2 separate regions of the Homo sapiens genome follow, and region 2 is linked to region 1. A link is a loop called in an ENCODE intact Hi-C map of the cell type or tissue named here. Cell type or tissue: IMR-90. All regions are shown on one strand. Links, peaks and the distances in the headings refer to the core of each region. The heading gives the core; the rest is flanking DNA. Region 1 overlaps MECR (mitochondrial trans-2-enoyl-CoA reductase). Region 2 overlaps EPB41 (erythrocyte membrane protein band 4.1).

What was found. Hi-C counts contacts between places; a loop is a spot of excess contacts. Peaks named below come from ENCODE experiments on the same cell type or tissue, not always from the same donor. Only the 100,000 strongest peaks of a DNase experiment are listed, where the experiment ranks them.
Region 2: it touches region 1 in a loop (4-fold over the local background); 3 of 110 quality-filtered maps call a loop at or near these places.

Annotation. Positions count from the first base shown.
Region 1 is chr1:29,196,563-29,211,967 of GRCh38, forward strand. MECR (mitochondrial trans-2-enoyl-CoA reductase) reads right to left here. Exons shown (of 10, transcript NM_016011.5): 4 at 10,200-10,343; 5 at 6,569-6,671; 6 at 5,381-5,483; 7 at 3,954-4,027. Among named protein-coding and RNA genes, the nearest start is that of SRSF4, 22 kb to the left of the region's middle. RefSeq lists enhancers at 1,715-2,215, 12,657-13,158, 13,927-14,046 and a silencer at 6,470-6,559. In IMR-90, for the core only: a CTCF peak has its summit at 6,483 (motif pointing left); a DNase peak (open chromatin) is centred at 6,419; H3K27ac peaks cover 1,733 bases.
Region 2 is chr1:28,964,953-28,980,357 of GRCh38, forward strand. All of the region lies in intron 1 of EPB41 (erythrocyte membrane protein band 4.1), which reads left to right. Among named protein-coding and RNA genes, the nearest start is that of EPB41, 58 kb to the left of the region's middle. RefSeq lists enhancers at 541-1,071, 1,072-1,601 and a silencer at 12,331-12,531. In IMR-90, for the core only: no CTCF peak of the experiment used is centred there; DNase peaks (open chromatin) are centred at 7,709 and 9,139; H3K27ac peaks cover 709 bases.

The DNA.
Region 1 (15,405 bases), core at 1,513-9,512:
CTGTAGTCCCAGCTTCTCAGGAGGCTGAGGTGGGAGAATCACCTGAGGCCATGAAATTGAGGTTGCAGTGAGCCCTGATCGCACTACTGCACTCCAGTCTGGGCAACAGAGTGAGACCCTGTCTCAGAAAATAAATGAATGAATGAATAAATAAATGCATGCTGGGGATGGCAGCTCACACCTGTAATACCAGCACTTTGGGAGGCCAAGGTGAGAGGATTGCCTGAGCCCAGGAGTTTGAGACCAGCCTGGGCAACATAGTGAGACCCTGTGTCTATAAATAATAATAAAAAAAAATTAGCTGGGCACGGTGATACATGCCTGTGGCCCCACTCAGGAGGCTGAGGTGGGAAGATCACTTGAGCCTGGGAGGTTGAGGCTGCAGTGAGCTGAGATTGCACTGCTGCATTCCAGCCTAGGCAACACAGTGAGACCATCTCAACACAAAACAAAACAACCAAGAAACCAGATTCCTAGGTCCAATCCCAGACTCAATGAATCAGGAGACGAGAATGTATATTAAACACACACACACACCCGCTCTGGATGACTTGTATGTTTAGCCAGGATTGGGAATCCACTGATCTAACCCATCCAGTCAGGCTTTGATTAAGTGCTGAAAAGAAACATGCTCTCCCCAGATGAGCTCGAGGCCTGAGTTCAGCCTTGGCTCTGCTCTCACTTACAGGTGTCCGACCTAGGGTGATGCAGTGAAAATGGCCCAGACCTCATCTCTTCATCTGCCAGTGCTCATTCTAAGAATCAACGTGAGGAAACAGCTCTACAGATAAGGAATGATGTGGACGGTGCAGGGAACAATGACAAGCATCTTCTCACTGCAGGAGGTGCCTTCTCAGTACCTGCTGTCTGACACCCACACCCCCATGTCAGCTGACATACAGGATTGAGGCTAACATAATTTTTAAGTGAATAAGCCTGGAGTTCACTTGACTTAACCTATGTTCACCTCCCCACTCCCTGGCTCTTCTAGGAGTCTGTTGATTAAGGATGACCTCAGGCACATTTGGGGACAACACAAGGTAGACTTTCAAAACTACCAAATGGAAGGAGCTGCTGTCCTAGGGCAGGTACTTCTGTCCCTGAGGCTGCTGGGTAGTTTGGTCTTAAGTGCCCCTTGACTGCCACCTGCTGTAGAAAGTAGCTCCTGGGAGCCAAGCCCTCTCTCTTCTGTATCCCTGCTGCACTTCATCTAATCAGACTAGCTGACACTTACCAGGCTTCTACTATGTGCCAGGCACAGTTCTAAGCATTTTGCATGCACTGCCTCAGGGAATCCTCGTAACAACCTTGTTTTAGAGATGAGAAAGCTGAAGTCCATCCGTCATTTGTACAGCAATTTGTATATCGCCCAGTGTCCTTTAGACCAGCGGTCCCTAACCTTGTTGGCACCAGGACCGGTTTCATGGAAGACAATTTTTCCATGGACTGGAGTGGGGGAGATGGTTTTGGGATGAAACTGTTCCGCCTCAGATTCTCAGGCATTAGATTCTCATAAGGAGCATGGGACCTAGATCCCTTCCCTGCGTGCTTCACAATAGGGTTCACATGCCCATGAGAATCGAATGCTGCCACTGATCTGTCAGGAGGCGGAGCTCAGGTGGCCATGCTCGCTCACCCACCGCTCACCTCCTGCTGCGTGACCTGGTTCCTAACAGGCCACGAACTGGTACTGGTCTGCGGCCTGGGGGCTGGGGACCCGTGTTAGACCACCCTTCAGAGGCAGAGGGTTTATATAACCCCCATTTTACAGATGAAGAGACGGAGGCCTGGATTGTTTTTCACGTATTGCCTAACTTTCCACAGGCCCACAGCTAGTAAGTCACAGAGCAGGGGCTTGAACCCAGCCATTCTGGCTCCAGTGCCTACACCCGTAACAACGCTTCCCCCTGCAATGACATTGGGATTGAGGTCTGCCGCAGGGGTTGTCTGTCAGGTATAGGGCTGAAGCGGTGTGCTCAAATGTGGGGTCAAGCCTGGCTCTCCTGCTGCCTAGACTTTGGGACAGGTACTTGACCTCTTTGGGCCTTGTTTTTTTTTGTTTGTTTGTTTTTGAGACACACTGTTTCTCTGAAGCCCAGGCTGGAGTGCAATGGCACGATCTTGGCTCACTGCAACCTCTACCTCCTGGGTTCAAGCAATTCTCCTGCCTTAGCCTCCCAAGTAGCTGGGATTACAGGCACCCACGACCATGCCTGGCTAATTTTTGTATTTTTAGTAGAGACGAGGTTTCACCATGTTGGCCAGGATGGTCTCGAATTTTTGACCTCAGGTGATCCACTTGCCTCGGCCTCCCAAAGTGCTAGGTTTACAGGCATGAGCCACTGCGCCCGGCCTGGGCCTCATTGTTTAAAAGTATAAAACAGAGGTTAGAACTGCACCCCCTGTCTAGGTGGTTGTGGGAAGGGTAAGTCAAGCGCTGCACACAGTCTGGTGCATGGTGAATACTCACCACAGTGCTCTGGCCACGTGACTCACCTGCTCATCAAGCCTGTGAATTCTCAGAGGGCACATCAGTGTCGCAGCCCTCTCTGTACCTGGTAGCTAGTAAGTGCTCAGCAAGTATGCGCTAGCTGAATCCGTACTATTGAGGGGGTTCCTGCTTTAATTAGGAAGTGTCTTTTTACACACACTCTAGCTCAAGAAGCTTTTATTTTTATTTTTTGAGACGGAGTCTCCCTCTGTCGCCCAGGCTGGAGTGCAGTGGCGCAATCTCGGCCCACCGCAAGCTCTGCCTCCGGGGTTCACGCCATTCTCCTGCCTCAGACTCCTGAGCAGCTGGGACTACAGGTGCCCGCCACCACACCTGGCTAATTTTTTGTATTTTTAGTAGACACGGGGTTTCACCGTGTTAGCCAGGATGGTCTCGATCTCCTGATCTCGTGATCTGCCCGCCTCAGCCTCCCAAAGTGCTGGGATTATAGGCTTGAGCCACTGCGCCCGGCCTAGAAGCTTATATTAAGGGAAAGAAGAATGGAAGGACATGCATTAATATTGTCAACAGGGCTTATCCCCCTTGGTAGTGGGGTGATAGGTAACTTTTTTTTTTCTTTTTTGAGATGGAATCTCCCTTTGTCACCCAGGCTGGAGTAGAGTGGTGTGATCTCGGCTCACTGCAACCTCCACCTCCTGGATTCAAATGATTCTCGTGACTCAGCCTCCCAAGTAGCTGGGATTACAGGTGCCTGCCACCACACCTGGCTAGTCTTTTTGTATTTTTAGTAGAGATGGAGTTTTGCCATGTTGGCCAGGCTGGTCTTAAACTCCTGGCCTCAAGTGATCTGCCTGTCTTGTTGGGATTACAAGCATGAACCACTATGCCTGGCCAGGTAACTTAAAAAAAAAATTAATTTTTTTTTTTGTAGTGATGGGGTCTCACTATGTTACCCAGGCTGGTCTCGAACTCCTGGCCTCAAGTGATGCTTCCTCCTTGGCCTCCCAAATTACTGGGATTATAGGCATGAGCCACAGTGCCCAGCCAACAGGAAACTTTTATGCTTAAGTTTTCCTTTGCACTTTTACATGTTTTCAAAATGTTTTGTAATAAGCATAATGTTACCTTTAAAATTAGAATCTATTTTAAAAGCTAATACAAATTTTGAAAGGTTAAATAAGTTAGGACTAAGTGACTTTTTCAGACATCCCTAGGTTATAAATCCTTGACTATTCCTCTATGGCAGGCAGCTTAGCAGTCTACTTCTGGGGTCCCTTGGAAAAATAAAGCTGGATAGGCCAAAATTTTGGTCATCTGCAAAGGGGAAGGCTGAGAAACCAGTGCCCAAATAGCTGGATGACTTTGGTCCTAGTTTCCACTCAACATTGTGCTGACCTGGACTTGGCTCGAACTGGCGATGGGACTCAGTCACTTGATGGTCCTCCCAGCTAAAGACCTGGAGAGCTCTGGCGAGCTGGACCTGCAGGCCCAAGGGACTTACGCTAACTGCCGCAGCAGCTCTGTGGAGCTTTTCCCACCAACACAGTTGAGAGCAAGCCGTGGCTGGGGCATGTCCTGGAAAACAACAAAAGTGCAGTGAGGGAGCATCCCCGCTCTACATATGGGGTCTGAAGCTTGCCCAAGTGCTGTGTTAAAAGGAGGGAGTAAATGAGATGTTTATGCCTTTGTTTGCGTGCACGTACTTATGTATATGTGTGTGTGTTTATGCCTTTGAACTCACCTTTTTCTCTGCTTAGGAAGTGTCTTTTCTTTCTTTTTTCTTTTTCTTTCTAAGACAGGGTCTCGCTCTGTTACCCAGGCTGGAGTGCAGTGGTGCAATCATGGCTCACTGCTACCTTACCCTCCTGGGCTCAAGCAATCCTCCCACCTCAGCCTCCCAAGTAGCTGGGACTGCAGATGAGTATCATGATGACCAGATAATTAAAAAAAAATGTTTTTTTGTAGAGACAGAGGTCTCACTATGTTGCTCAGGCTAGTCTCAAACTCTCAGACTCAAGCAATCCGCCTGCCTTGGCCTCCCGAAGTGCTGGGATTACAGGCATGAGTCACCTCATCCAGCCAAGAAGGGCCTTTTCTGTAGCAACTTAATCCTGTTGTCCATTTTAGGACCTGGCAGAACTCATCTTCTCTGGGAAAGAATAGGCAAAGGGCATCTGCATGCAGTTTGGTGGGTTTCAGCTCCCTGTGTGCCCCCCTTTTCAGTTCTTTGACTCAGCTGATATTATATATGCTGATCTACTGCTTCAGAAATGTTCGCAAGAAGCGCATGCTCTTGAGTGTGTGTCTTTGGTTCCTCCAGATGGTTCAGTGAAAAGGGGCTGAGGGTCTGGTCACTTACTAGGCATGTTGTGGGGTGGAGGTTCTGGAAGGTTAAGAGGCTTTGAGTTCGGAGAGACTGAGGCCAGCTCTGACTCTCTGGAGCCCTTATAAACTATATGATTTTGGTTAAGCATTTCCTCTTTTCTGAGTCTTAGTTTCCTAATCTGTAAAACAGATAACAGTTCCTTTGAAAAGCTTTTGTGGAAATCATCAGATAAAATGTAAGGCAGGTGGTTGGGAAAGGTTACTTCTTTTCTTTCTCTTTCTGTGTCTCTGTTTCCTCAGGTCCTCTCCTGCCAGTTCTAAGAGTCACACATGTGGGCTGATGCGGCCCACCACAAACGTTTAAACTGCAAGTCATACTGGGTTTCCTAAACTCTGTTTCTCATGCCTCCCTCCCAGCATCTGGGCACTTAATGCGTGCTGCCTGCCGCCTGGCTAGGGGGAATGGGCTTTAACCAACCAAGAGGCAAAGGGAGGTTTCCAGAGAGGAACAATGGGGCCAGTCCCCAGTTTCTCTAATGCATGTCAACTTTCTTCAGGGAGATGTGCGTGGACTGGAGGGGCAATGTCCCTCTTCCTAGGTACCTTAAAGAAGTTTTTCATTTCGGGCCTTCTTAGCTCCTCTTCTGTGATGACATGCTCAGCCCCCAGACTCTTCAGTCTGTCACTCAGCTTCTGGATATCAGGTCTGGAAACCAAACATAGGTCCCTGGTCACATCTGCCAGCTTTTTCCACCAAAGCCCCCCAGGACCTCTCTGCCACAGCTGGGAGAACCCGTGCTTCTTTTTGCAGGAAGCTGGGATTAGGTTTAAGCCAGGCTTGAGCAGGGACCAGCCACCTAATTTCATGCAGCTTCAATAGCTCTTGGCTGTCTCCTCACTGGCAACAGAGTGAGACTGGGTGGTTTTCACAGGCCCTGACAGCTCAATAGTGTTAGAAGCCATCTGTGCCCAGGGAGAAGTCACTTAACTTCCTGATTTCTTCTACTGAAAGGACAAACTCCACTTCCCCCCTCTTTTCAAGTGGTTCTTCAGAGTGTTGGACATACACAGTCTAGACCAGGAGTGGCTCTGGGTCTCTTTGGTTAAGGCAAATGGAATTATTTTTGCGAGTACAACTGAGGAACTGAAGCTGGTGTCGATTATACTAAGAGTGGGCTTCCATGACAGCCACAGCCACATTCATGGACAGTGAGGCCTAGAGAAACTGGACGATATGATGGAAAGAGAGTAAGTGAGGAAACCGAGTCTATTACTGACTTGCTGTGTCTTCCAGGGCAAGCTGCTCCCTGAAACTTCAGTTTCCTCATCTGTAAAAGACAGATGACAAACCTGCCCCTGTCTCCTTCACGTCTGTATTTAGCGCACTTCCAAGTACCACACAAAAGCAAGGGTAAAGGGGCCTTGGGTTAGACAGTTCACAGAAAGAATAATACAGCTCAAATCATTCCCAAATATCAACTGGGGTTTTGAAAACATGAGGTTATCACAAGCCAAGAGTCTCAGAAAGTCTTAGCTATTCAGTAAGGGCAGTCTCCACCTCCTTCCTGCCCTCTCTTTACATGTCAGATTCACTCATCCTATCGCCAAAAGCCAGCTGGACTTCATTTCTTAGGACTGACTCATCTGTTTCAGCCGCCAACTGTTAGCGATGCCTAAAGCCAGTTTATGCTTATGCAAGGGCGCCCTCTGGTGGACAACTGGGCACCGCAGGGATGGGAGGTGGGAAAGACCCAAGACATGGTCTGGGATGAAGCCTCCTTCCCCACGCACCTGTCTCGGACCACATTGATGGTTCTTAGGCCCAGGGCTGCGGCGATCTGGATGACTGCTTGCCCCACTCCGCTGTTGGATGCATTCTGGATGACAGAATCCCCTGTGGAGCCAGGAAGAGAACCAAATCAAGCCCTGTATAGATCTGCAATAGGTCAAAGGCTCCCAGCCGGGGATCCTTCTGTAGGCAAGGGAGTCCTCAGGCTCAACAGGGACCCAGGACCTGGCTGCTGAGTCTTCTCAGACCTTCCACTGTTTCTCACTGTTCTCCTAATGCCTCCTAAACTTCCACAACACTCACGATGCCTCCCAGGACTTGGCAACTCAGCATCTACACTGGATATAATTTAGACCCTGCCCTGCTATGTAAAATATTTTATAGCCTTCGTCATCCTCCCAACTTTTATGTCCTCAAGTCTTTACTTAGGTTATTTCCTTGGTTTGCAATGTTTCCCTCCTTCTCTCTTCCTTCCTATTGAAATCCTGTAGATCCTTTGAAGCGCAGCTCAAGTGCAGCCTTCATGAAGCCTTCCTGGATTGTTCCCTCTATGTGCTCCCACAGTGCTCTGTGGGCATCTGTATTAATGCACATACCACGGTCTGCCCCATCTTACACTTCATTGTATATAGGTCCATTTCTATCAACAGCTTGCAGCTTCTTGAGAGGGAAGGGTCATGCCCTATTCCTCTCTGCAGTGTTTAATAAAGGTGCACTGCCTTGAAATGGGATTACAGCTGCGCTGGAGAAACTGGCAGCCCCTGAAACAGGGTCCTACAGTTCTGTGGCAAAGCCCAGGTTTAGCTTTGGACCTGGCCATTGGGGAAGGCGGTGTGACATGCTGGGAAAAATGTGGGCTCTGGAATGAGACAGATCTGGGCATGAGTCTCAGTTTCACCAATGATTGTAACTAAACAGACAGGGCAAGTCATGACCTCTGTGAACTTCAGTTTCCTTCCCTTAAAATATAATCCCAGCTACTAGGGAGGCTGAGGCAGGAGAATCGCTTGAACCCGGGAGGTGGAGGTTGCAGTGAGCTGAGATCGCGCCACTGTACTCCAGCCTGGGTGACAGAGCGAGACTCCCTCTATTAAAAAAAAAAAGTGCCCCCGATTAGAGTCAAATGCATCGTGTCCGGGAAAGTGCTTTGTTGAATTTGAAATGCTATCTGGTTTTTGAGAGGCAGCAGGGATCTGTCACACAACGGGCTGAAACTAGAGATAGAGGACTTCCTGGAAGAAGAATGCCCACTCGTCTTCACCAGGGGTCAACGTACAGGTTGTCACCCACCAGTGGATTATGAATCAATCTAGTTGGTTGCAAGCACCTTTTTTTTTTAAAGTTAAAATTGAGAAGAGAATAAAAAATAACAGAGTATGTCACACATAGTAAGGGTATTTCACGAAACTTTGGTTTCCATTATATATATATTCCTATTTGTATAAACTGATCACAATATAAAATGTAATTCTTACCATGTGTCAAGATCCTAAGTTTATTCAACAGTGATCTAGTTCAGGCCATATCAGCCTTGAGGCAGGAAAGTGGAGAGGTGTGCAGTGGGTACTTAGGGTGGGCAGCGTCGAAATGCCTAGATCTGTTACTACAGCTGCAGCCTAAATGGGAGGTGGCTTTAGGGCATGGGATGCAAGCAAACAAAGTGTCTGCTGCACTAGGACTCCAGCAAAGGTCCCTGGTCACAGCCACTGGCTTTCTCCACCAAAGGCTCCCAGGAACCATCTGCCATAGTTGCAAGAAACCTATATTTCTCTTGTGGGAACTGGCATCGGCTTTCAGCCAGGCCTTGGACAGTGGCTGGGCACCATGTTTCATCACACTCCAACAACTGTGGGCCTCAGTTTCTTCGCTGGTATGAGAGGTGGCTTGGGTGAGTTCTACAGCCACTGCGGCTCACGGATGTGCATGGATGTGCATGGTGTGCAGAGGCAGCCCAGGAGGTTAATGCCCTTAGGGCGACCCTTAAACAATGGGGTGTGAGAATTAGTGGAAAACTGGCCCAGCCTCTCATCATTCAAGGGTTAGTTTTTGTTTTGTTTTGTTTTGTTTTGTTTTTGAGATGGTGTCTTGCTCTGTTGCCCAGGCTGGAGTGCGGTGGTGCAATCTTGGCTCACTGCAACTTCCGCCTCCCGGGTTCAAGCGATTCTCCTGCCTCAGCCTCCTGAGTAGCTGGGGTCACAGGCGCTGCCACCACGCCGGGCTAATTTTTGTATTTTTAGTAGAGACGGGTTTTCACCATGTTGGCCAGGCTGGTCTCAAACCCCTGACCTCAAGTGATCTGCCAGCTTCAGCCTCCCAAAGTGCTGGGATTACAGGCATGAGACACCATGCCTGGCCTTAAGGGTTAATTCTGCAGTGGGTTCTGAGAGTCTTCAGAGGGCCCCAGCAAGACTGAGCAGGCCGGCTGGGGGTGGGTGGCTCGCGCCTGTAATCCCAGCACTTTGGGAGGCTGAGGTGGGCGGATCACAAGGTCAGGAGTTAGAGACCAGCCTGGCCAATATGGTGAAACCCCATTTCTACTAAAAATACAAAAATTAGCCAGGCATGGTGGCAGGCACCTGTAGTCTCAGCTACCTGGGAGGCTGAGGCAGGAGAATCCCTTGAACCCGAGAGGTGGAGGTTGCAGTGAGCCCACGCCACTGCACTCAAGCCGGGGCGACAGAGCACGACTGTCTCAAAAAAACAGCCGGAGCAGTAGTTGCCCGCAGCAGTAACCGGGCTTCATGGGCTTTGCCTCCATCTCTGTCTCACTCTCCCCACTCCCCTTCATTTCTTCTTCCCAAACAAACTCTCTGCACCCAGTGCTGGTCTTAGGCTCTGCTTTCAGAGAAACCCAAATAAAAACACTTGGCTCTGTCATTTACTCCCTGGCTGATCTCATGCAAATAGTTTACCTTTCTGGACCTCAGTTTTCCCATTTATGAAAGGGAAGAAGAATATAAGCAGCGGACAGTCTCTGCACTGTATGCCCAGCACTGTGTGAAGTATTATGCTGTAGTGTTTCACCCTCCACGTTCTTTATTCTCCATTTTACAGAAGAAAAATCTGATGATTTGAGAGGCAAATTCACAGTCAGGGAAAGGTGAAGCCTGGGGTCAGACCCAGGTTATCTGCCCAGAGCTTGAGCTCTTAACCAATGATGGTACCAACCTTACTGCAATGCTGTGAAGATTTCATGCACTCAACGGGGATAATGCCTGTCAACGCACTTCTGTGAACTGGAAAGTGCTATGTAAACGCTGAGTGGAATTATTAACACTAAGTTCAGCATTTTATTGAAAACATAGGGACTGTGTCTATCTTGTCTGCCTTTGTATCCCAGAGCTTAGCCCCAGCTCAACACATTTTTGCTGAATGACAGAATTCAATCCCAAGCTCTAGAGAATGTGACCCTGCAGCAGTTTTCGAGAGTGTACTCCTCATGAGGTTTCAGCATGTTTCCTAGGAACCAAGCTAACATCTTTCTAAGTGAAAGCAACAACATTCACCCAGGTGAGAGGTCCATCACCCCCTCAAAACCTCCACCTTGCAAGTTCTCCTGGCCTTGGGGTCAGGATGTGAGTGGCACCCTAGTTGCGAGACCCTGGCCTGCTCCCCCAACCTGTGGGTTCCTACCTGGCTGCAGTTGCTCGAAGTCCATCAACATCCTGTAGGCTGTGCAGGGATTGACACCCAGGGTGGCAGCGCTCTGAAGAGGGATGTCACTCGGAACTTGGATCAGTGCTTCCTCGCTGAACACAGCCTCGGTCCGCCAGGTTCCTGAGTCAGAAGATGAAGCCAGGATCATAAGGAAGGAGCCCTGTGCACATTCAACCCCAGCTCACCCTCCTTGGCCAAGAAGCATCCAGGATAGTGGGTAGCATCCACTGGAAGCATCCAGGATAGCATCCAGGATGTTTAGAAAAAGAAGAAAATCTGGACGTTCCTCTGAATGTCTGAGTCCTCATGATAATTATGCACAATAGATTGTTATTCTTTTTAATTTTTTTTTTGGAGACAGAGTCTTGCTCTGTAGCCCAGGCTGGAGTGCAATGGCGCGATCTTGGCTCACTGCAACTTCCGCCTCCTGGGTTCGTGATTCTTATGCTGCAGCCCCCTGAGTAGCTGGGATTACAGGCATGCACTACCATACATGGCTAATTTATTTATTTTTAGTAGAGACAGGGTTTTGCCTTGTTGGTCAGGCTGGTCTTGAACTCCCGGTCTCAGGTGATTCGCCTGCATCGGCTTCCCAAAGTGCTGGGATTACACACATGAGCCACTGTGCCTGGCCCAAAATAGACAGTCATTCTTATCTTAAACATGTAGTAAAAATGGGGTGTGGTGGCTCATGCCTATAATCTCAGCACTTTGGGAGGCAAGGTGGGAGGACTGCTTGAGGCCAGGAGCTCAAGACCAGCCTGGGCAACATAGTGAGACCTTGTCTCTACAGAAAAAAAAAAAAAAAAAATTAGCTGGGCATAATGCCCTGCAGTCCCGGCTTCTCATGAGGCTGAAGTGGGAAGATTGCTTGAGCCCAGTAATTTAAGGACACAGTGAGCTATGATTGTGTGACTGCACTCCAGCCTCGGTGACACAGCAAGAACCTGTCTCAAAAAAACCCAAAAAACAAAAAACAAACCAAAACAAAATATGCCAAATACCATTGTAAGGGCGATTCAGAGAGGCTGCTTCTCTGAGTTACCATTAGATTTAGTTAATGTCACCGTGCAGGTAGTTAATGACCTCAAACTGCTGCAATCTAAGGGTAAGACAGTAGTAACATTACCACCAGGGCAGGAGAAGCTGAGAAAGCCCCCTTTTTCCTACACAGTCCTCATTCTTCTCATCCAGAGCAGGTTGACTCACATGTTTTTTTTTTTTAAGATGAAGTCTTGCTCTTGTCTCCCAGGCTGGAGTGCAATGGCATGATCTCGGCTCACTGCAACCTCTGCCTCCTGGGTTCAAGCGATTCACCTGCCTCAGCCTCCCGAATAGCTGGGATTACAGGCACCTGCCACCACGCCCGGCTAATTTTTGTATTTTTAGTAGAGATGGGTTTCACCATGTTGGCCAGGCTGGTCTCGAACTCCTGACCACAGCTGATCCGCCCGCCTCGGCCTCCCAGAGTGCTGGGATTACAGGCGTGAGCCACTGCGCCCGGCCTGACTCAGGTAGTTTTAGGCAACAAAGCATAAAAGTAGAAGTCAAGAGCACAGATGCCAAACCTGGTTTTGCTATTCTGCTAGTTTGAGAAAATTCCTGTCACTGAGTTTTAGTTACTCTAATGTGTAAATAGCACAGGCAAGAACAGCCTGACTCGCCTCCTCCAGGAGCTACTGTAGAAATCAAATGAGATAAGGAAATGAAAAATTCTATAAGCTTGAAAGAAATGAGCATCAACTCCCAGCCCACATTCCAGTTCCAGACAAAAGAATTCTAGAATGTCAGTACTGAGAAGGCCCTTATCGAACATCGACTTTGAACCCCTCATGCAACAGGGGAGGAAATGAGGAAGTGACTTGCCCAGAGCCCCCTGGCTTATCTAGGCAGAGTTGGAGCTGGAACCTGGGTATCTGGGCTGCCTTCCTTCCATCTACAGATATTTATCTTGCACCCAGGCACTTGAACAATACAGACAGTTTCCTTAGTTTCATTCTAGTGGAGTCGAACAGGTGAAAAAAAGCAGATATGATAATGATAAATTATAAAGAGACAGGAACATCAAGAGAATTACTTTAGATGGGAGTCAAGGATACTTCTCTGAGGAGGTGACAGGCTAAGAGTGAAAGGATAGAGGTGCTACCGTCTCAGAGCACACAAAGAACATCTTAGGTAGGGCATGCAGCAGATGCAGAGATGCTGTAGCAGGACAAAGGACTGGGATGGGATGATGCTGCACCGCAGGGTGGAGAGTGATGGGAAGAGTGGCTTGAGACATGGCTGGCCTGGCTGATGCAGCAGGGGCCGGGCAGGTGATATTAGACTTTCAGAATTCTGACCCACAGTAACCATGAGTTCCACTGTGAATTCGTACATATACATACATGAATGTACGTGTAACACAAGCCTGTGTTTCACAGAATACTTACCCTTACTATGTGTGATACTCTGCTATTTTTCATTCTTTTCTGCTCAACTTTAATTTTAAAAAGTGCTATTTGCAACTCACTAGATTGATTTCTCGAATGGGTCACAACCTGTGGTATGAGAACATGACCTCAGCACTGTGGTATGGAGAACTGATCTTGTTTTAGTGAATGAGTGAGTGGGAAGCCTGTAACAAGCTTTAAGAGGAGACTGAGATGATCCGATGTATGCTTTAAGATCACTTTATTGCTGGGTGAAGACTGTGGAGTGGGGAGGGGCAGCGTGGAAGCCAGAGGTCTTTGTGGGGGTCGAGGTATGAGATGATGGCTGCCTAGTCTGGGACTTTGGCAGTGGGGATGAGGAACAGAAGATGGATTTGAGTTCTATTTTAAAGACAGAATCAATAGGATTTGGTGAGGACTGCGTGAGGGGTCTGCACTCACACAGGCAGGATCTTGTATGAAGAAGGGGTGAAGAGGGTAGGCTTTGGAGTCAGAGAGACTCCAGCCTTGGTTCCACAGTGTCCTCACTGTGTCACCTTAGGGAAATTGCTTGGAGCCTTGTTGGCTCAGCATCTGGTCACAGTGGCAGCTCGGGGCCCTTGGCCTATGCTTCCAAAGCTCTTGGGCATGCCTGCTCACTATCCAGTTGCTGGGATTCTAATGGTGTCCTGGTCCTATGTGGGTCAGCTGTGGGAAGCAGGGGGCAGCCTGGGTAATCACTAACTGTGCTATAGGAAACGGGGATGTCAATGTGGGCTTTAGGGACCAAGAACTGGGGACAGGAGGCAGGAACACTTTTTTTTTTTTTTTTGAGATGGAGTCTTGCTTTGTCGCTCAGGCTGGAGTGCAGTGGCACGATCTCAGCTCACTGCAAGCTCTGCCTCCAAGGCTCCCGCCATTCTCCTGCCTCAGCCTCCCAAGTAGCTGGGACTACACGTGCCCGCCACCACACCCGGCTAATTTTTTTGTATTTTTTAGTAGAGATGGGGTTTCACTGTGTTAGCCAGGATGGTCTCGATCTCCTGACCTCGTGATCCGCCCATCTTGGCCTCCCAAAGTGCTGGGATTATAGGCATGAGTCACTGTACCCGGCCCAGGAACACTTTTTATAGAAGGCTGTGTCAATCCTAGAGTAGGTCTATGGCTGAGAAAATAAGAGACTGAAAAGGCGAGGATTCCTCTGTAATCCAGGAAGTGCCCCAGCATCCTGTGGGCTTCCCCCGGACTGGCCTTCAAATCATCGTTCCCATTCATCTCAGCTAACACTTACTGTACTCTACCGTGCACCAAATGCTTAGTGCAGGGCTTTCTATGTATGAAATCCAGGGCATTTTCTAATTCCCCTTATGGCACGACAATGGAAATCCAACCCTTGATATGGATTTCTGGGGCTTAGCAGTCCCTAATCCTCTTCTCAAGAGACTCTGGGTGGGAGGGAGGCAGCACCCGTGGTCAGAGACAAGGGCTTTCAGGGTTTCAAGTAGAACTCTTAGGCTTGAAGTTGGAGAGACCTGCTTAAAAACCCTGGCTCTACCACTCACTAGTGTGTGACTTTGAATGATCACTTCACCTTTTTTGAGTTTCCATTTCCCTAATCTGTGAAATGCAGAGAGTAACACTTATGTCATAGTGTGAAGATTAAACTAAAGACATTTGTACAGAGACTATCACTATGCCTAGTACACAGTGGGTGTATAACACACATTGTTTTCCTTTAATGATGCTAATTCCCAGACTTTAGCTCTGAGGATTCCCAATTCCTCAGTCATATGCAACTGACCCTTAACCATCTCCATTGTTGAACTTGGGGGTCAGCAAACTGTGGCCTGTGGGCTAAATCTGCCTCACCACTTGTTTTTGTAAATAAAGGGTTTTTTTTTTTTTTGTTTTGAGACAAGAGTCTTACTCTGTTGCCCAGGTTGGAGTGTGGCTTACTGCAACTTCTGCTTCCTGGTCTCGAGCTATCCTTCCATGTCAGCCTCCCCAGTGGCTGGGACTACAGGTGTACGCTGCCACACTTCGCTAATTTTTTGTAGAGATGGACTTTCACCAAGTTGCCCAGGCCATTCTTGAACTCTTGGACTCAAGCGATCTGCCCGCCTTGGCCTCCCATGCTGGGATTACAGGCATGAGCCACCATGCCTGGTCCTGTAAATAAAGTTTTATTGGAACACAGCCATGTTCACTCAATTGTTTATATATTGCCTGTGGCTGTTTACGATAGTAGAGTTGGGTAGTCACAAAGATGATATAGCCTACGAAGCCTAAAATATTTACTATTTGGCCCTTTAAGATAAAAATTTGCCAACTCCTGATCTAATGCATACAGAAATTTGGCATTTGCAAAGATCATTGCATATATTCTCAGTTGAGTACTGCTGAGACATGCTAGGCAGTGACAATTAGTCCCATTTTCGAGATGAAAAAACTGAGGCTCAAAGTAGCTGTGACTTAAATTAGGTCATACAGCGGAGCTGGAAAGAGAACTTGCCCCCTGATTCCAAAGCCAGTGCACTTTCTACGGCTCTGTGCTTCCTCAGGAAGGTTTTGCATATTTCCCAAGGAGAAAGTCAGTTGGCAAAGATCTATCCACACCATCTGGTCTGGTCTCCCCTGGGATTGGCTGCACGTGGGAAAAGGCTGGCTATGGGCTTAGCAACAGCTAGGCAGCTCAGAACCATGAAAAATGACCAAGCTGTGGCCAACTAAGAACTTACCTGTTTAATAGTTGCCACTCTTACTAAATGGCA
Region 2 (15,405 bases), core at 3,546-11,545, 230 kb before region 1:
TGCTCTGCTTATTCTCTGCATATATTACTATATAATTGCTTGCTTTTGCCTGATTTTTAAAATAGACTGTGTACTCTTTGAGGGTAGAAGCCACATCTTATTTTTTTGCAACCTTGGCTCTTATCTTGGTGCCTAAAATATTATATGTTCAGTGAACATTTATGATGAATTCAGTAATTATTTAATTATTGCATGGGGTTTTTTGAATTAGTGAATAGGTTTTTAAATATTGCTTGTAGTTTTGGTAAAACTTTAATTATCATCTTCCTCAAAGGAGAAAAAAGAAAAATATTTAGTTGTTTAATTATGGGGAAAAAACCTTTTTTTGATCTTGTAATTCTCATAGGCCTCCAATGAGAATTTTATTTTATTGCTTTAATGTTTTCATAGAACCTAGTAACCCAGGAAAGCATTTTATAATTTTTTTTTTAGAACTTTTTTGAAACTGATTTCCTGTTGGGGTTTAGTATAGGGTATTATTACTTAAGAGAATAAGGTGTAAGTCTGGAGACTGTATCAAAGAGAAAGAAGATGAATGAATCAGGTATAGACACAGAATGAGGTAACAGGGTTTTTGAGTCTCTTGTTTGGCTCATGATCTTTTCAACACCATTGAAACACACACAACCTCATTTTTTTTTCAGAGCACATATAAATGAAGAATGACCTGGAGGTTAGGTGGGAATGGGTAGGACTGCCTCTCTCTGGACTCAGATTCCTGGGAGCTGACCCAGAACTGAATGCCCTTAGGGATTTCAAACTCATTACCATTTGTAGTGATGCACTTCACTCTGATCTCCTTTCAGTGTTACCTTTGTTAGAGACTACACTAGAAAGGAAAATACTTGGAATAAACTTTAGCGTTTTCAAAGTTTTGTACTGCCACATGGGATGACTATTAATTCCTTTTGGCTGGCACACAATAATTTAGCAAATTATTATTTTGTAAGCCGGGCGTGGTGGCTCATGCCTGTAACCCCAGCACTGTGGGAGGCTGAGACGGGTGGATCACCTGAGGTCAGGAGTTAGAAACCAGCCTGGCCAACATGACGAAACCTCATCTCTACTAAAAATACAAAAATTAGCCAGGCATGGTGGCGGGAGCCTGTAATTCCAGCTACTTGGGAGGCTGAGGCAGGAGAATCACTTGAACTTGGGAGCCGGAGGTTGCTGAGATGAGCTGAGATCGCGCCTTTGCATTCCAGCCTGGGCAACAAGAGTGAAACTCCGTCTCAAAAAAAAAAAAAGAAAAAATTATTTTGTAATTAAGTTACAGTTAGCATATCTACATCTGAAGTATCTTAGTACCTTGGATATGTAAGTAAGCATTTTGTATTCCTTCTTGGGTATATCTAGATTCTGTTGATTTCTTTACCCTTCACCAGATGACTCGTTCACATCTTTTATTATGAGGAAAGTAGTTTCTGGCCTTTGGACTTATCAAAATCAGTCTTTCTTTTGTTCATTTATTTGTTCAACTCATATTTTTTGGTGCAACATTCTGGGCAACAGGGATGAAACAATGAACAAAACAAGCACAATCCTTTGCTCCAATGGAGTTTACATTCTAGTGGGGGTAGACAAACAATAAACCAAATCAAGTAAAAACCATATAGTATGTCATTAAAGAGTAGTTAAGTGCTACAGAGAAAAATAAAGCAGGAGAATGAAGTGCAGCTGGGCCTCCAATTTTAGGTAGGGTGACCAAGGAAAGCCTCACTGGAGGTGGTATTTGAGTAAAAACCCAAAGGAAGCAGGCCTCGTGGCATCTGGGAGGTAGGTAGTCTTCCAGGCAGAAGAAACCACAAATCCTAAGGTCCTGGCAAATAGCATGCTTACCATGTTTAATAAACAACGAGGAGACCCAGGTGGCTGGAACAGGACAGGCAATTGCAAGGACTTTGCCCTTTATTCTGAATGGCAGGAAATGTCTTTGGAGGGTTTCTGGTCAGTGGATGATCTAACTGTACTTTTAGTAGGATCATGCTACCTCCTTTACTGATAACTAACTTCAGTTTTCAGTTCAGAAGCAGGTTATAAAGATAGATTCATATGAGAACCTTTTTTTTTTTTTTTTTTTTTTTGAGACGGAGTCTCACTCTGTCGCCCAGGCTGGAGTGCAGTGGCATGATCTCTACTCACTGCAAGCTCTGCCTCCAGGGTTCAAGCGATTCTCCTGCCTCAGCCTCCTGAGTAGCTGGGACTACAGGTGCCCGCCACCACACCCGGCTAAGTTTTTGTATTTTTAGTAGAGACGGGGTTTCACCATGTTAACCAGGATGGTCTCGATTTCCTGACCTCGTGATCCACCCGCCTTGGCCTCCCAAAGTGCTGGGATTACAGGCGTGAGCCACCACGCTCGGCCCTTTTATGATTTCAGTTCTTCAGGAAAATGTGTTTGGTTCCAGGTACCTCATTTAAAAGAAAGTTACTGATACTTTGGAATCTGTTTGGGAGAGGATGTCTAGAATGATGAGGAACTGGTAAACTATTTAATGTGAGGAACAGTTTAAGGATCTGGGGATATTTAACCTTTGGTAATTTTGCTTCTGACCCATGTTAACACTATTCTGTTTTTCTCTCAAGCTGTAGTATGAATTCGACCTTCCTTTCTTTCTCCCCCTTCATTTTCAGCAGTTTTCTATTTTTTAATTTTTAATTTTCATTTCTTGAGACAAGGTTTTACTCTGTTTCCGAGGCTGGAGTGCAGTGGCATGATCACAGCTGACTGCAACCTCCACCTCCTGGGCTTAAATGATCCTCCCACCTCAGCCTTCTAAGTAGATGGGATTACAGGTGTGAGCCACTGAACCCAGCCTTTTTTTTCTTTTAAGCTCCATTCTTTAATGGGCCTTGTCTTTTTTTTTTTTTTTTTTGAGTCTTCCTCTGTCGCCCAGGCTGGAGTGCAGTGGTGTGATCTCAGCTCACTGCAACCTCTGCCTCCCCGGTTCAAGTGATTTTCATTCCTCAACCTCCTGAATAGCTGGGATTACAGGCATGCACCGCCACGCCTGGCAAATTTTTGTATTTTTAGTAGAGACAGGTTTTTACCATGTTGGCCAGACTATTGGCCATTATTTTTGTAGATATTCCTTTGCAAGGCTGTTTTTAAAACTTCGTTTTTGGCCAGGCACGGTGGCTCACGCCTGTAATCCCAGCACTTTGGGAGGCTGAGGTGGACAGATCACGAGGTCAAGAGATCGACACCATCCTGGCCAACATGGTGAAACCCTGTCTCTACTAAAAATGCAAAAATTACCTGGGTGTGGTGGCACTCCTTTAGTCCCAGCTACTCGGGAGGCTGAGGCAGGAGAATCTCTTGAACCCGGGAGGTGGAGGTTGCAGTGAGCCGAGATCACACCACTGCACTCCAGCCTAGCGATAGAGCAAGACTCCATCTCAAAACAAACAAACAAACAAACAAACAAAACTCTGTTTTTGTACATATGTCCTTATAATATCCCCACTCTTCATGACTGTCTTTAATCATTTCCTCATGTTTTTCTAAAAATTTATGATTGTATAGAGAAAATTCCACTGCCATATTTCCTCATGTTTTTCTAAAAATTTATGATTGTATAGAGAATATTCCACTGCCATATTCCCAGGGCTTAGAAAAGAACCTGACACTTAATATAAAACTGTGAAATGTATTAGGTTGATGCAAAAGTAATTGCAGTTTTTGCCGTTACTTTCAATGGCAAAAACTGCAATTATAAAACTAAATGAGGCCGGGCGCAGTGGCTCACACCTATAATCCCAGCGCTTTGGGAGGCCGAGACGGGTGGATCACCTGACGCCAGAAGTTCGAGACCAGCCTGGCCAACATGGTGAGACCCCCGTCTCTACTAAAAATACAAAATTTAGCTGTGCATGGTGGTGCGCACCTGTAATGCCAGCTACTTAGGAGGCTGAGACGTGACAATCACTTGAACCTGGGAGGCAGAAGTTACAGTGAGCTGAGATCGCACCACTGGACTCCAGCCTGGGGGATAAAGTGATACTCTGCCTCCAAAACCCCCCACCCCCCAAAAAAAAAACACAAACTAAATGAACTTCGCTTTCTAGAATTGCCTTATCCTAACAAGTTCTATATTCTTATAGAATCTTTGGACATGCAATCATGCCGTACTTTTTTTTTTTTTTTTTTAAGACAGAGTCTTGCCCTGTCACCCAAGCTGCGGTGCAGTGGCACAGTCTCAGCTCACTGCAACCTCCACCTCCTCGGTTCAAGTGATTCTTGTGCCTCAGTCTCTCCAGTAGCTGGGATTACAGGCACCCACCACCATGCCTGGTTAATTTTTGTATTTTTAATAGAGACAGGGTCTCACCATGTTGACCAGGCTAGTCTCGAACTCCTGACCTCAAGTGATCCACCTGCCTTGGCCTCCCAAAGCGTTGGGATTACAGGCATGAGCCACCACGCCCAGCCCATGTCTTACTTTTCTTTAAATGTTTTTAGAATTTATTTGTAGTAAGCTTACGTGTTTGACTGTGACCTCTTTTCTCAGCATAAAAACTGTGTGAAATTAGCCGGGCGCAGTGGCTCACGCCTGTAATCCCAGCACTTTAGGAGGCCGAGGCGGGTGGATCACGAGGTCAGGAGATCGTGACCATCCTGGCTAACACGGTGAAACCCCGTCTGTACTAAAAATACAAAAAATTGGCCGGTCGCAGTGGCTCAAGCCTGTAATCCCAGCACTTTGGTAGGCTGAGGCGGGCGGATCACGAGGTCACAAGATTGAGACCATCCTGGCTAACACGGTGAAACTCCGTCTCTACTAAAAAAATACAAAAAATTAGCCGGGCGTGGCGGTGGGCACCTGTAGTCCCAGCTACTCGGGAGGCTGAGGCAGGAGAATGGCGTGAACCTGGGAGGCAGAGCTTGCAGTGAGCCAAGATCGTGCCGCTGTACTCCAGCCTGGGCGACAGAGCGAGACTCTGTCTCAAAAAACAAACAAACAAACAAAAAACAAAACTGTGTGAAATTATTATTCTCTGCTAAAGTTTCTGATATGTTCACATCACCAAAAAATTATTGTTTACTGCTCAGAATTCAGTCCCATAGTAGAGGCTTTTCTGGGAGAGAAAACTGTCATCAAGCTTAGTCAATAATTTTATTGAATACTTTCAGCAAATAGCGGATTATTTGAAATATTCAAACTGGTACTAAATCTTGTCTCTGTGCCAGTATTATATTTTCTGGTGGCCTGTAGTATATTTTTCATACTTAACAATGGTAAGAGACAACTGCTGCATCTATTCCAATTTCCAGAGTATCTGCTAAAACAATCCATGATCCAGTTCATGTTTGTGATTCCCACTTGTATTCTTACTAGATGATATTTGATAGTTAATTTACTGTAGTTTTCTGGTTAAAGTGAAATTTACTAAAATAGTCTTATGGTATTTGAGTTTCAAAATTTTAAAGTAAATATTGTTAGATTGAGTTGGCTCTAAGAAACTAAAAATAAGAGAGTAAGGAAAGTTCCATACTCTTAACTAAAACCCCTTTGTAGCTAGAAATCTTCAGGCTTTGTTTATATTTACCTTGAAATTTTTAAGGCTAGTAAGCATTTTATGTGTGGTTCTCCTTCCTTTCAGTTACATTTTCAGGCTAAATTATTCCATTGTTTTATGTTTTCCGGGAGAGTTTATATGGATACAACACCTTATATAAATAATGGCATTAAAGACTTTTAATCTCAACTTGGAAAGAAAGAGAATAGTCATGGTGTGATTGATCTGAAGGTCACTTACCTTATAGCCTCAACTAGACACAATATAATGGAAACTTTAGGCTTATGTGGTACTTGAAGAGCTAGAAGTGATTTCATAAAATCCATGCATTGAAGTTGTCCAGTAATGTGAAGCATTAGTCTTACTCTTCCTTAGCATTTACTCTCTTTTTTTGGAGATGGAGTCTTGCTCTGTCGCCCAGGCTGAGTGCAAAGGTGCGATCTCGGCTCACTGCAGCCTCCACCTCCCAGGTTCAGACGATTCTCCTGTCTCAGCCTCCTGAGTAGCTGGGATTACAGGCGCGTGCCACTACGCCCAGCTAATTTTTGTATTTTCAGTAGAGAGAGGGTTTCACCATGTTGGCCAGGTTGGTCTTGAACTCTTGACCTCATGTGATCTGCCTGCCTTGGCCTCCCAAAGTGCTGGAATTACAGGCATGAGCCACCACACCCGGCCGCATTTAATCTTTTTTTTTTCTTTCTTTCTTTCTTTTTTTTTTTTTTTTTTTTTTTGGGACAGTGTCCCTCTGTCGCCCAGGCTGGAGTGCAGTGGCGCGATCTTGGCTCACTGCAACCTCTGCCTCCCAGGTTCAAGTGATTCTTCTGCCTCAGCCTCCCAAGTAGCTGGGATTACAAGCGCCTGCCACCATGCCTGGCTAATTTTTGTATTTTTAGTAGAGACTGGGTTTCACCATGTTGACCAGGCTCATCTTGAACTCCTGACCTCAAGTGATCCACCTGGCTTCGGCTTCTCAAAGTGCTGGGATTACAGGCATGAGCCACCGCGCCCGGTTGCATTTACTCTTTAAACAAAATTTTAACACACTTGGCTATCTGGTTTCTGAATCAATGTAGATTAGCCAATAACAGATTAGAAGAAGAGACATTGGAAGATGCTTGTTGGCAGGCCACTTTGACATCAGCAAGAAATGTGAGTTAACTCTTCAAATGAGCAAATAGGAAACCTAATAAAGGCAGATACAAAAAATAAAAAAGCACAGTATTCAGATATCTTTCTGAAAGAGCTAATCATCACTATAGACTTCAGTAGCCTATGAGGACATTAGCACTGCGTAGTAATTCAGGTTCATAATGATGACTAAATCAATAACGACTCAATTATGGTCTATAGATTTAAAAAATGAAACAAGGAAGCATATAATCCATTTCATAAAGATTTCCATCTAGAATGGCTAAAATAATACACTTTGACACTTTTTTTTCTTTTGAGACAGGGTCTCATTCTGTCACCCAGTCTGGAGTGCAGCGATCACAGCTCACTACAGTCTCGACCTCCGCGCTCAGCTGATCCTCCCACCTCAGGCTCACCACCCCATACCCACCCCTACCCTGCCCCCGTAGCTGGGACTACAGGTGCACGCTACCATGCCCAGCTAATTTTTTGTATCCTTTGTAGAGATAAGGTTTCACCATGTTGTCTAGACCAGACTGATCTTGAACTCCTAGGCTCAAGTGATCTGCCTGCTTAGGCTTCCCAAAGTGTGCTAGGATTACAGGCTTGAGCCACCAAACCCAGCCCACTTTGACACTTAAAAGAAATAAAACTCAATTCGGTGGAGATGAATTTTTTTTGTTTCACATTGTCCTCATTGATGCTCAGTAATCATTGATCCAGTAGTGTATTTTCTGGGAGGGCCTGGGCCCAGGTGGTACACTTTTAGACTATATCCAGACATCTTTTAAGTATATGCCTGAATTCTCTAGAGAAGTAAAGAATGTGTTTTCATCTTCTTAGAAGAAGATGAGTAAGAGTTTGTTTATTTAAAAATATCTTTGAATGAGTTGATTCAGCGGTATTAGTCACCATAGAAATGACTTAAATTAAAAACCAAGTTTTTGAAAACAGCATGATCATGCTCAGTGACATTCCTGATTCACTCAGTATGGCAAGCAGTTTTTTTTTTTTTAGACAGAGTCTTGCTCTGTTGCCCAGGCTGGAGTGCAGTAGTGTGATCATGATTCACCGCAGCCTCCAACTCCTGGGCTCAGGCAGTTCTCCCACCTCACGTTCCTGTGGAGCTGGGACTACAGGCTCATGAAACTATGCTTGGCTAATTTTTTTTTTTTCCTTTAGTAGAGACATGGTCTCACTATGCTGCCCAGGCTGGTTTCAAACTCCTGGGCTCAAGCAATCCTCCCACCTTGGACTCCCAAAGGGCTGAGATTACAGGTGTGAGCCACTGCAAGGCTTCATAAAGAGTAATTTAACATTCAAATAATTTCAAGAGGATAGAGGAAGAATTCTGAAGAAACTCTTTTGTAAATTTTAAATTACCATTTTCATCCAAAGACCACATTGGTGATTATCCTATTCTAGAGGTGCTAATTAGTGTACTTAAATTGAGTTAGAAAGGAAAGATACTTTCCTGTGGTTTTGGGGGATTGATTTTTATCAGGAAAGAAGCTGTTTTCTAGCATAGTTTTGAAACCTTCATACTTGAACATATTTTCTTTCTGTCTGAAAGAATGTCACTAGTTTCTGTCCTCTGACTAGGGAAGTAAAAGGGCCTATTATCCTTTACTTTTGCTTTTACCCCCTTATTCTCCTAATCCAAATGGTGACTCTTGAGTTTATAATATAGCCCTTCTCTGGTGTCCTTGGGGATATTGGGGGTGGGGGAGAAATAATATAGCCTTTAAAAAATAATCCATTGTATAACTATTCTAATGTCCCTTTTGTTTATTTTTATTTTTCAGAGACAGGGTCTTGCTCTGTCAACCAGGCTGGAGTGCAGTGGTGCAGTCATAGCTCACTGGAGCCTCAAATTCCTGGGCTCAAGCAATTCTTCTGCCTCAGCCTCCCAGATAGCTATGACTACAGGCATGCACCACCATGCCCGGCTACTTTTTTTATTTTTATTTTTTTAGAAACAGGATCTTGCTGTGTTGCCCAGGCTGGTTTGGAACTCCTAGTCTCAAGAGATACTCCTGTTTTGGTCTCCCAGAGTGTTGGAATTATAGCTGTGAGCCACTGTGCCCAACCCCATTTGTTTTCTTTCTTCCTTCCTATTTGTAAAATCTTAGCATTGGTAAGGACCTGAGAATTCAGTTAATGTAAGGACCCACGTACTAGAAGAATCCTCTCTCTGGCATCTACAACAGATGGGCATTCAGCTTGAGTGAATATTTTTGATGATAATCTCACTCTTCCCAAGCAGCTCATTTAATTATTAGCAATTTCTTCCTTTTACTTTATTTAGATGAAAACTATGTCTTTGTAATTTCTGTGGGCTAATGAATTCTGCCCTTAGGAGTCACATGAAATTCAGCAGCTCTTGAAATTTGTTAGAGCAGCAATCATTTTCCTGCTTTGAATTCTCTTTTTCTAGGCTAAAGGTCCCAATATCATTCAGTTATTTGTTTTATGACGTGGTTTCAAATTGCATCATTATCTTCTAGCTCTGACAGATTTTTTCTCTCTAAAATAGATTGCTCAGAACCGAATGTAAGATTTAAGATGCAATATAAATACTGAGAACTGAGGGGCTGTTACTGTCCACAGTCTTCTGGATAGAGAATCAAATCCAGGAGGTCAGAGACTAAGTTTGTCTTTCTTACTAGAGTAGCCCCACTACTTAGCATAGGAATGCTCTGGTCACTATAAGTCTAGAAATGCAGATAAAGATTGTAAGCTGTTTTAGAATTTCATTTCTGTTGGGGCATGTTCTGTCAAGGACTTAAGATCCTTTTTAGTGTGTGAACTATTGTCAAATTGGGTAACCTCCAAGGGTAGAGGTTAGTGAGGTAGGCAAAATTCAAATCATTCTAGTATGTAATTTAAGTGAGAAGTGAAGAAGACTCATACAAACATAAAAGCAGTAGAGAAGCTGAAAAATAGACTGGTTCTAAATATATTTTGGCGGTAGAGTGTATACGATGAACAGATGGATTTGATTAGGAAGGGAAATGGAGAAGGCTAAGAGAAGGACAGCACTTAGGATTCTGCTTTGAGATACTGGATGGTATGATTGAGCCACTTATGGGAACAGGAAAAACAGAATTAAGAATTTAATTTTGGACATGTTTTATTGAGATACTTGCAAGATATTAATCTCTCTTCTCTATTTCAGTTTTTCAGTTTTGTTTTTGTTTTTTTTTTTTGAGATGGAGTCTTGCTCTGTCGCCCAGGCTGGAGTGCCGTGGCGTGATCTTGGCTCACTGCAACCTCCGCCTCCCGGGTTCAAGAGATTCTCCTGCCTCAGCCTCCAAAGTAGCTGGGATTACAGGCATGCGCCACCACCCCTGGCTAATTTTGTATTTTTAGTAGAGATGGGGTTTCTCCATGTTGGTCAGGCTGGTCTCAAACTCCTGACCTCAGGTGATCACCTGCCTCAGCCTCCCAAAGTGCTGGGATTACAGGCATGAGCCACCGTGCCTGGCCAATTTTTTTTTGTATTTTTAGTAGAGATGGGGTTTTACCATGTTGGTCAGGCTGGTCTCAAACTCCTGACCTCAGGTAATCCACCCACCTCAGGCTCCCAAAGTGCTGGAATTACAGGCGTGAGTTACCGTGCCCGGCCTTATTTTGGTTCTATTACCATTTACCAAAGTGGGCTAAAGGAGGTATATTATAAAAATGCCTTTAGGATCTGATATGCAACTGCCTGGATTAATAAGAAGTGTGCTAGTGAGAATATGCTAGAGAAACTAAGGGCAGCAGGAGTTCTTAAACCTTGGTTGCAAGGCTTTTCAAGTTTCTCTGCTCAGTATTGATTTCAGCTTCCCTAGGGATTCCCATTGTGAATATTCACTGATAACCTGAATTTACCCAGTCATTTGTTGAATTTCCCTCTGTCTCTAGCCTCTTCTGCCTCCACTTTATCTACTTCCTTACTTAAAAGCTTTCAGTGGCTCTCAGGAATCAAGTCCCAACAATTTAGCATGATATTCAAGTCATTTCATAATGTGTCTTTGCCTGTCTCTTCCTGTCTCATTCTACACGTACACTCTGGAAAGAGTAAAAGAAGAAATATGTGGCCAGGCGCGGTGGCTCACGCCTGTAATCCCAGCACTTTGGGAGGCCGAGATGGGTGGATCACGAGGTCAGGAGCTCGAGAACATCCTGGCTAACACGGTGAAACCCCGTCTCTAATAAAAATACAAAAAATTAGCCGGGCATGGTGGCGGGCTGAGGCAGGAGAATGGCGTGAACCCGGGAGGCGGAGCTTGCAGTGAGCTGAGATCCCGCCACTGCACTCCAGCCTGGGTGACAGAGTGAGACTCCATCTCAAAAAAAAAAAAAAAAAAAAAGAAAGAAAGAAAGAAATATGTACATGGGCGGGGAACTTGAAACTGGTAGAAATAGAGGTGGTCTTAGCCAGATTGAATAGTCTGTGCATAACTTCTCAACAGATAGGGGTTTAGTTAACAGAGAAGCATCTCTGAGGTAGAAGCATCTGAAGTACTGTGTTTTACAGAGACAGATACTAGCCTGATAATTTACAACAGAATTATCACCATGTTTAATGGTTTCATTAATGCATGACTCCATGATCTGAAGCAAATTTTTTAACCACCCAGAGTTTATTTTCTGGGAAATGAGAATGTCTACCTTGTAGAGTGGTTTAAGGCATGTAGAATAATGTGTGGCATTTAGGTATTCAATACATGCTAGCTGCTATTATTATTGTTACTGTTGGAATCTAATTTTTTTATTTTTGAGAGATAGGGTTTCACTTTGTCACCCATGCTGGAGTGTAATGGCAGGATCATGACTCACTGTAGCCTTGACCTCTGAGGCTCAAGTGATCCTCCTACCTCAGACTCCCAAGTAGCTGGGATTACAGGGGCATGTCACCATACTTGGCTAATTTTTTATTTTTTGCAGAGACGAGGCCTTTCTATGTTGCCTAGGATGGACTCAAACTCCTGGGCTCAAGCTATCCTCCTGCCTTGGCCTCCCAAAGTGCTGGGATTACAGGTGTAAGCCACCGTGCCTGGCCATGGAATTTTAAACGGTAGCTCTTTTCTAACCGTATCTCCCCCTGCTGCCCTGTTGTAGCCCTATTCAGCTAGTCTGGAATTCTTACTAGTTTCTTTGGATTTACAATGTTCTTAATAATACTGGTTCTGCGTGGAATTCCCTTTGCCCATTGCACTTCAAGTCTCTTTCTATTGACATCTATACTCCTCCCTCAAAGCATTATTTATTTATTTTTTGAGATGGAGTCTTACTCTTTTGCCCAGGTTGGAGTGCAGTGGTGGGATCTTGGCTCAGTGCAACCTCTGCCTCCTGGGTTCAAGCCATTCTCCTGCCTCAGCCTCCCAAGTAGCTAGGATTATAAGTGTGCACCACCATGTGCAGCTAATTGTTGTATTTTTAGTACAGACAGAGTTTCACCATGTTGGCCAAGCTGGTCACAAATTCCTGACCTCAGTTGATCTGCCTGCCTTGGCCTCCCAAAGTGCTGGGATTACAGGTGTGAGCCACTGTGCCCAGTGGTTTTTTATTTTTTTTCTTCTCAGTGAGCTAATTTGAAGAGTAATACCTAGAATTAAATCATCAAACTTCATCCCTAAATGGTGATTATAAAGGAAATTTTATTAATGCTGCCAAACTGCAATGTTTTTGTGAAGTTTTCAACTCAAGAAGCATTAATGGAGCACTGACTCAATGTTACAGAGATGTAAAAAAAAATGAAAGATAACCATTCAGTCTTTTCAGTCTGTTCAGTATGTTTTTCTTTTTTTTTTTTTTTTTAAAGGTTTGATTTGTCTGAAATTAACAGATGCACACTTTTAAAACAAGTATATCTTTGATACCAGATGGGGTGTAATTCATAGGGTTTTGAGGATTAGGATTGAGATGGAACGGTAACTCGTCACTTTTTCTTCAGTGTTGTGTAGATTCTTTGTTTGTTTGTTTGTTTAAATCAAAAGACCTCTTTCTGACATTAAGTAAATGGATACCTCCTTTTGGATTTTATATCCAGAATGAAAATAGTGTCATTTACATAGGAAGAGCTTGTTTGTAGAGCATTTATCCTGTTTTTGCTGCTTGACTTCTTTATATCTTTTCCTCTGTACCCGTCCTATCATTTGTAACACGAGGAACATGACTGCATGGCATTTGTCTGGAAGAACATGACTGCATGGCATTTGTCTAGAGAAGTATATTTGAGCTTTTAGTAAGTGATCCATAGGGTTTTTTTTTCTTTTTGCTATTTATTTATTTGTTTAATTCATATTAACCTCAGAGCTAACTGAAAGTATCAGTGAGCTTTATCAGTTTCATTTTATATTCTCTTTTTTTTTTTAAGAACATAGATGCAAACTCTCCTTAATCATTCATTTTTATGTTTTTTCTTGTATAGACTGAGTTGTAGCATCTTTGCTGGATACTGCATTGTTTGAATTCCTGATTGTTTTCTAGCATTTAATGTATGGTATTAACTGAAGTTGGTTTCAGTAGAATTCTTTTGCCTTTCTACCTCTGTGCCTGTTCCTTAATTATGTTTTCATTTATTCTTATGTTCGGCTTGTTTTTTACATATGTCCCATTATGTGGCAAAATGTCTCAATTCTGTACTCATAGATGTTATCCTCTAACTCTTCATATGTCTTAATTGGGTTTGGATCATAATCCCAAAAGACACAATCCTAAACACCATAATCCGAAATGTTAAAATCCTGAAAGATCAAAATCCCTGAATCCTAAATCCCTGAAGTCTAAAATCCCTAATGTCTACAATCCCCAAAATCACAATCACAGGGTAGTTGCTTCATGTTAGGCAGAACTATTACTTTGTTGTGTTTATTTGGAAATTAAATATGGTTTAAGGAGATGCATATAGATGCCAAGTGGACAAGGGGTAGACTTATAGACTTAATTTTGGAGATGTCAGTTTGACTGGATTAAGGAATACCTAGAAACCTGGTAAAATATTCTTTGGGGTATGTCTGTGAGGATGTTTCCAGAGGAGATTAGTGTGTAAGTCTTGTGGATTAGGTGGGGAAGATCTGCCCTCATTTTTGGTGGGTATCATTAAATTGGCTGGGGGGCCCGGAAAGAACAAATAGAGAAGACACGTGTCTCTGACAGCTGGGACAGACTTCTTCTGCTGTGTTGGGCATCAGAACTATAGGCTTCTCAGCCTTTGGACTCAAGGACTTATACCAGTAGCCCCTCCAGGTCTTGAGGATGAGAGTTATACCATCAACTTTTCTGGTTCTGAGGCCTTTAGTCTTGGACTGAGCTATGCCACTGGCATCCTAGAGTCTCCAGCTTGCACACAGCCTGTTGTGGGACTTCTCAGCCACCACAATCATGTGAGCCAATTCCCCTAGTAAATCCTCTGTCATGTATCTATATACATATCCTATTGGTTCTGTCACTCTGGAGAACCCTGACTAATACAGATTTGATATTAGAGAAGCTGAATGTCATTCCTTTTACTTGCAACACAATGAAATATCTGTGAAATTGTTTCCTCACAGAAAGGCTGTGATAAGTTAAGTGTATGAGGCTACTTAGTGGTGAAAGATAAAAGTTTAAAAGCTAATTATTATTGCTGCTGTGAAAGCAGAGTATTGCTTAACTGCAATGGCCAAGCAATACCAAAACTTTCCAATGGACCACATATACTTACAAAATTTGTAGACCACAACCACTCTCCAAATACAAGTGCGGTGAGTGTTTTGAAGACCATACAAGAATTGAAAATGCATGCGAAAAATACAAGAGATCTCCCCTGCCAAATTATATTCAATTGTGTACGACTACTGCCCCTTCACACATGCCCCTTCATACTTGCCTTTAAAAAACACCCTTCATTACAGAATAAAAAGAATTTGACAAGCTCGGTGACCTTCTGAACCAAATACACTTGTCGATATTGAGGTTCCTCCACTGTTGCAAAACATGTTAAATGGTGAACTATTCTTGATTAGGGATTTGACTGTCAAAGAGGATAGACTTCTTATATTTACCACTAAATCTAATATAGCAAAACTAGCACATGCTTCACTTTGGCTAATGGATGGTACTTTTGAAACTGTCCTCACTTTTTTTTTTTTTAATCACTTGTATACAATTCATGCCCCCATTGAATCTGAAAATTCTAGAACTAATCTACTAGTTTATGTATTAGTGACTGGAAAAAGTGAAACACCTTATAAATGTTTATTTGAAGATTTGGCAGACTTGGCAGAAGAAAATGGATTTTGATTGAATCCCCGAACCATAATGACAGATTTGGAATGAGGTGCAATCAAGGCTTCTAAAAGTGAATTTCAAAATGTTATGAATAAACTTTGTTCCATTCAACCCCAATGCATTTGGCAGAAAATTCAGATGAATGGATTGGCCACACAATACAGCAAGGATGAAAGTTTCAGTTTAAAAGTGCATTGTGGCAGGTTCACATTATCCCAGCACTTTGGTAGGCCAAGACGGGAAGATCACTTGAGCCTAGGAGTTCGAGACCAGCCTGGCAAAACATGGTGAAACCCCATCTGTCCCCAAAATACAAAAACAAATTAGCCAGACTTGGTGGTGCGTGCTTGTAGTTTCAGCTACTTAGGAGGCTGAGGTAGAAGGATGGTTTGAGCCGGGGAGATGGAGGTTGCAGTGAGCTGAGATTATGCCATTGCACTCCAGCCTGGGCCACAGAGCCAGAACCTGTCTCAAAAAAATAAAATAATAAAA